2 separate regions of the Homo sapiens genome follow, and region 1 is linked to region 2. Evidence: chromatin contacts called from ENCODE Hi-C or POLR2A ChIA-PET data. All regions are on one chromosome and are shown on one strand. The core of a region is the stretch at or near the end of the contact, and the rest is flanking DNA. Distances in the headings are between cores, read along the strand shown. Region 1 overlaps ACOXL (acyl-CoA oxidase like). Region 2 overlaps BCL2L11 (BCL2 like 11).

The links. Hi-C counts contacts between places; a loop is a spot of excess contacts on that map. ChIA-PET counts read pairs that join two places held with the same protein, here RNA polymerase II (POLR2A). Pooled maps may share reads with other maps.
Region 1: a loop to region 2 is called in a map with no recorded cell type, with 2.4 times the contacts of the local background. The contact joins two enhancer-like sites. A Hi-C loop is called at or near these places in 2 of 37 single-sample maps with no recorded cell type and 4 of 50 pooled maps. POLR2A ChIA-PET finds 5 or more read pairs at or near these places in 1 of 52 experiments (H1).

What each region holds. Positions count from the first base shown.
Region 1 is chr2:111,056,934-111,059,639 of GRCh38, forward strand. The region is part of intron 16 of ACOXL (acyl-CoA oxidase like); the gene reads left to right. Among named protein-coding and RNA genes, the nearest start is that of ACOXL-AS1, 57 kb to the right of the region's middle. RefSeq lists an enhancer at 362-561. Within about 2 kb of position 1,303, at least 2 of the 41 ENCODE cell types and tissues checked have a DNase peak (open chromatin) inside an H3K27ac peak, as active enhancers do.
Region 2 is chr2:111,156,605-111,159,304 of GRCh38, forward strand. The region is part of intron 3 of BCL2L11 (BCL2 like 11); the gene reads left to right. Among named protein-coding and RNA genes, the nearest start is that of BCL2L11, 37 kb to the left of the region's middle. Within about 2 kb of position 1,392, at least 3 of the 41 ENCODE cell types and tissues checked have a DNase peak (open chromatin) inside an H3K27ac peak, as active enhancers do.

The DNA of each region.
Region 1 (2,706 bases), core at 53-2,552, 100 kb before region 2:
GTGCTAGGCACTGAGGGCACAAATATCCATAAAATGTGGCCCTCACCCTCAGGTAGCTCCTTGACAAATAGGTGAGACAGACACTTCAGCACCTTGGAGTGGGCTAAGTGCCGAGAGCAAAGGAATTTGGGAAGCTAGTGGAGCACTCAGTTGGGCACTCAACTCAACCTGGGTTTAGGGAAGACTCCCCTGAGGAGGTGATATTTGAGCTAAGTCCCCATGTCTCTGCAGGAATTTAAATTTAACCAACTGTGTGGGTTCCACTGTGCATGCTGGTGGTGTCGATGTGACACGTTGTGTTCTGACTTTTCCATTTATAGAGTGTTTCAGGTGCACTGATGCATGCCTTGAGAGCTGACTGCCAAAATAGGGGCCCCAGACAGCTGCCTTCCCAGGGGAGGGGTATCCAGAAACTTCCATTCTTGCTGTGCACATTTCCCCAGCTGACCTATAGCTGTCTTGAAATTATAGCATTCAATATTCCTTCCTTGGCTCGGAAGACTTTACGGGCCTTCCAGTAGTTAATGTCAAAGTTAGGTGTCTCTGGGAGGGAATGCAGCAGAAGCCATCAACAGCTAATAGTTGCTCTAGAATTATTCTGAAAGCATGGTGTCCAGGCCAGGGGCCAGGAGTAGAGAGGGAGAGGGGTGGTAGGGGATTAGGAGGGGGAAGGCAGAGGGGTTCCCTCTCTTGCCACAAACAGATCTGCTCTGCTGTCTGTGCATTTACACTTCGCCTAGCTCCTCCACAAAGTTCTGCTATAAGGAGAAATGGGCCAATGTCTTTCCAATCCAAATGCCATCAGAAGCAAGCTCTACATGTGCCCGACTGCCTAAGAGGAGCATATGAGCGCACAGATGGCAGCAGTATATGAGGACATTACACCTGCTCTGCTCCTTGATACTTCATTGTCAAGCATCTAAATAAGTATCTAAATGGAGAACCAGCTAGGAAGTACAAATCCTGGTGTTCAGAAAAGCAGCGAGCCGCCCAGGCGTGGAGGGTGCAACGCTTTGGGGATGCCTACCCATGCGAGTCTAGCACGGCTTGCGGGTGGGGTGTTCCTTCTTGAATGATCTGTTCTCCATTTCCTCTGTGCACAGCTCTGGGGGCAGATTTCATTTCAGACTGCTTTAGAAGACAGGACAGCAGGAGAGGAAATCACTAGAGACAAAAGAAAATTAGAAGGATTTGGTAGAAGTCATATATAGGAAACTGAGAGCAAAATTTGGCTCTCGGAGACTAAAGTTAGTGGGAGGAGAGAACAGGGCCTGGCCAAGACTTATCATTTCACCATTTAAATAGAGATCAAGATGCTAAAGTTCCCAGGAGACATCTCTTTTGTGACTTGCCAAGAGCACGGAGAAATTCCATCAGGGAGCTTCTGAGATATGGATCCAGACTAGCAGACATTAACAGAATTACCAGGTGTCTAGGGGGATCCCAGACTTTTCAGCACACAGTGAGGGGGATGTAAACACTAAAGTTATATGGGAAGTCACGCTGGATGGATTGACGAAGGCAGCAAAGCCTAGCAGTCACACTGAAGCAGCTCCCTGCCGTCAACCAACCACATTTGCACCCTGATTAAAAACTGGAAACGTTAAGAGACTTGAAGATTTCTGCTCTCTGCACCTGCTTAACTCTTCCTCTTGCCCTTACTAAATTTTAGCTGCTTTCTTTTTGGCTAATTTCACAATGTTCAAAAGTCTATTGGAAAAAAAGAAACCCACAAAGCACCATAGATAAAAACTTTGAGATGGGGAAAAAGAAAAATACTGGTTTGATCTGCTCCCTTCCTCTCCCAGAACCCAGGAAAATGCCCAGTACACAAGAAGCAAGGAAGGGAAGGATAAAAAAAGGAGGGAGGGAATTAGTTCTGGATGAAATGTCAGAAAAATGGCCACCATGAAGGCCCCAGTCAACCAATCACTTCCTCTTCTTGGGTCTCCTGATGGAATGTTTTCATCTTTGGGAAAATCTTTCCACCTTTATCTCTTCTAGAACTGTAAAAATGACAGGATGAGCCAGGGCAGTGTCTCATGCCTATAATCCCAGCACTTTGGGAGGCTGAGGAAGAAGGATCACTTGAGGCCAGGAGTTCAAGACCAGCCTGGGCAACATAGATCTCTACAAAAAATTCTAAAAAGTAAATTAGCCAGGCAAGGTGGTACATGCCTGTAGTTCCAGTTATTCAGGAGGTTGAGGCTGGGGAATCACCTGAACCTAGAAATTTGAGGTTACATTAAGGTATGATTGAACCACTGTACTCTAGCCTGGGCAATACAGCAAGACTCTGTCTCTATAAAATAATAATAATAGTAAAAAACTGGAATTGGGATGGGAACAAGGCAACTTGGTGTGTTCCTGAAAACCTTGCCTGATGGAAAGGGCAGCTAATAACAGCCTATTGATAATTGATTAATGTGTTACATTTTGAAAGTACACAAAACATAACATTCAATATCAGGATTAAGATTTATTACATAAGTGAGACAAACCTTCTATTAAAAGTGGAAGGCTCTCAGATTGGATGAAAAATAACACCCAACCATACAATATATATTTCAAAAATGCACATTTTTCCCAGGAAGATGCTGGAGACATACTCATCCCTATTCCTTCTGCTAAGTCCAACTAAAAACACTGGACATTACGTTTAAAACAAACATAAAAGATTCTGAAAGGTAAGAACTAGAAAGTAGA
Region 2 (2,700 bases), core at 142-2,641:
GTGGACTATGGATTGCTGGTTTTCCAAACAAGCGCGTTCTGTTACTCGTTGAAGCCAGAGTGTGATCTCGTAGGAAAACACGACTCACAGAGAAGTGTGGGGACTTTGGGGTCAGACCTAGAGCCCTGACTCTACCCTTAACCTTTAGGAGGCCAATTGTCTGGTCTATCCCTTAGGCATGTAGTGGAGATTAAGTAAGAACATTTAGAGATGGAGCTAGAAAATTCTTATTATCATCTGTTATCGTAATTCTGTTTCCTCTCACTTTGAACTGTAATTGAAACATTTTTCAATGGGTCTTCGGCGTTTAGAAAGGGAGATGCCAGGAACTCTGTTCACCTGTCTATCTTTTAAATACTCTGGAACTGCTTTTTAAACAAGTTGTGTGTTTGACCCTACTGCACATGCTGTGTCTGGGTGTAGGCAAATATGAGATGAGGCTGAGGCACTGGTGTGTGTTTAAATGGCTGGATGGGCATCGGGCTAAAGGACTTGTGCTTGTTTGCACCACGTGTGAGTGCTCATCTGTTTGGCAGGTGCCTACACCTGCAGGGCTGCCTTGCAGCTCTGGATCAAGGCCATTAACACATAACCATGAGGAAGGAGATGCAGGTGCCTGGAAGGGGACTTCAGGAGGTCTAACTGGGGTTTTTTTTAAATCTCTTGAGGAGGAAATGAAGATGCACACAAACTAAGGCTTGGCCCTGCTGCAGACGTTCAAAAATAATAAGCTTCTCATATCATCCTTCACTAGACTTCTACCACCTGAAACAAAGTGGAGAGGTTTTAGTTGTGGTTAAACTATGTTACGTCTCACTTAGCTTTTTTCTGAGGCTGAAACATTTTGGAACAGTGTGTTTCTTCTCTGAATCTAATATTCCAACTACTGGTGCCTCACACAGATGTCAGAACAATCTGTCTCTTCTCTGTGGTTGGCCATAGAACAGTGACGATTTCAGAAGTGGCAGGTGGGAGTTGTTCCCCAGTTTAGCCAGCACCAGGTCTGGAGTCTGACAGGCTAGAGACCTACCAAGTGGAGGGCTGTGCTGTGCTGCCTGAAGAGCCTCAGTGCACAGCCTCACCTGGACATTCACTGGAGAAGAGATTTGTGTCACAATAAGCCTTAACTATCATAATTTCTTTGAAATAGTGTGTCAAAAATAGGATAAAAGTTTGGTTTATGCAAATGTAGTTTTTATCTGACTTCTGAAGACCACATTGTCACCATAGCAGATCAGCTGCAGCACCCATAGCTTTGCAACGCTAGGGGAGAGTGCTCTCCTGGTTTGGGGTGAAGGTACCATGCATCTGGGAGGGAACTTCCTAGTGCCCTTTCCCCAGCTGTGGTGACATCAAAGTGCAGCAGGCACAAGCTATGCAAATATCCATGTTGCCTTGGTGATGAATAGAAAGTGGATTTGGTGTTGGGCAGTATTGTAGCAATCTCCTCTGACACCTGAAAACAGCATGCATATGGAACCAGTGCTGAAATACCAGCTCAGCTGCCGTTTGACTGTGGTTGTTGGTCTGAAAGTGGAGAGAGACCAGATCTTCCTGAAGAGCTCCACATCATGCTCAACTGTGTGCTGGGCCTTTTTCTCTCTGACTTCTGTGTCACTTAGTTGCCAGTTAAAATGCTGTTTAGACTGCTGGGTTATGAACGAGTCGTGGAGTGGTAGTTCTAACAGAATCAGGGGGGTGACTCCTAGTTCCATGTCCCACCCTGCCACCTCAGTGTCCCTAAAGATGCCGTGACAGCCCCTGGGTATTCTCAGGCTCCTGGATGTCCATCCCAGGCCCTCTCTTCTGCAGCCTGTGGGGATCAGACACCAACCAGAGAGACTGCTTCCTCAGTTGCCTGAGCCTGGAGCAGAGATTCCCTCTGTCCTTCCTGGTCTCACAGTCCAAAATTCAGCCTCCTATTATATATAATGTATAATAATTTATAGTATATATATAAACACTTAAATATATATAAAAAATAAGTTTCAGGACATCCTATACATTTACTGTTGAAATTCTGTAAGAAACAAGTTTTTGAGTAAGTTAAATTCCTCTGCATCTCAGAGTTCTATAGGTATACCTTGTTTTTGAATGCCTCTTAGAATTAGGAATTGAGCTTGCTTTGATATGACAATGAAATTGTCGTTTTTCCCTCGTTGCTCTGACTGCCAGGAAACTCTTAACTAAACTGTGGCTCTCTTACAGCACATCTCACCCCTGGTTCCCAGGATAACTCCTTGATGTCATGTCTGATCTCAACCTTTTTTTTTAAATTGTGTTACACACATTTGCGCTTTCTTAATTTAAGTCCCCTTTGAGCCATGCTATGTCTAGGTCTGTGTTGTACTTACCGAGTCCTTGGGCCCAGTGGGTGTCAGCCCTGCCTTTGGAGCATGGATGAGTGGGCTGTATTCTGAGCTGCATTGTAGGAATCACTTAGTGATTCTCAATTCGCACTCCAGAACCTCTGTGGCCTCAGCTCAGCCTGAAACAAGGCCCCTTTCAGGTCTGAGGAGCAACGGGCCCTTCCCAGCAGAGGCACAGGCACAGGCACAGGGTGTGCGAGGAGGGAAGGTGCTGGCCTGAAAGCCCTCGTTTAACTTCTTTCCTGCTTCTGGCATTCCATCTTCATGTGGGCCAAGAGTACCCATCCTGTCCTGCCACTGTCTTCAGCTGCACTTTGAGTCACTTGCTTGA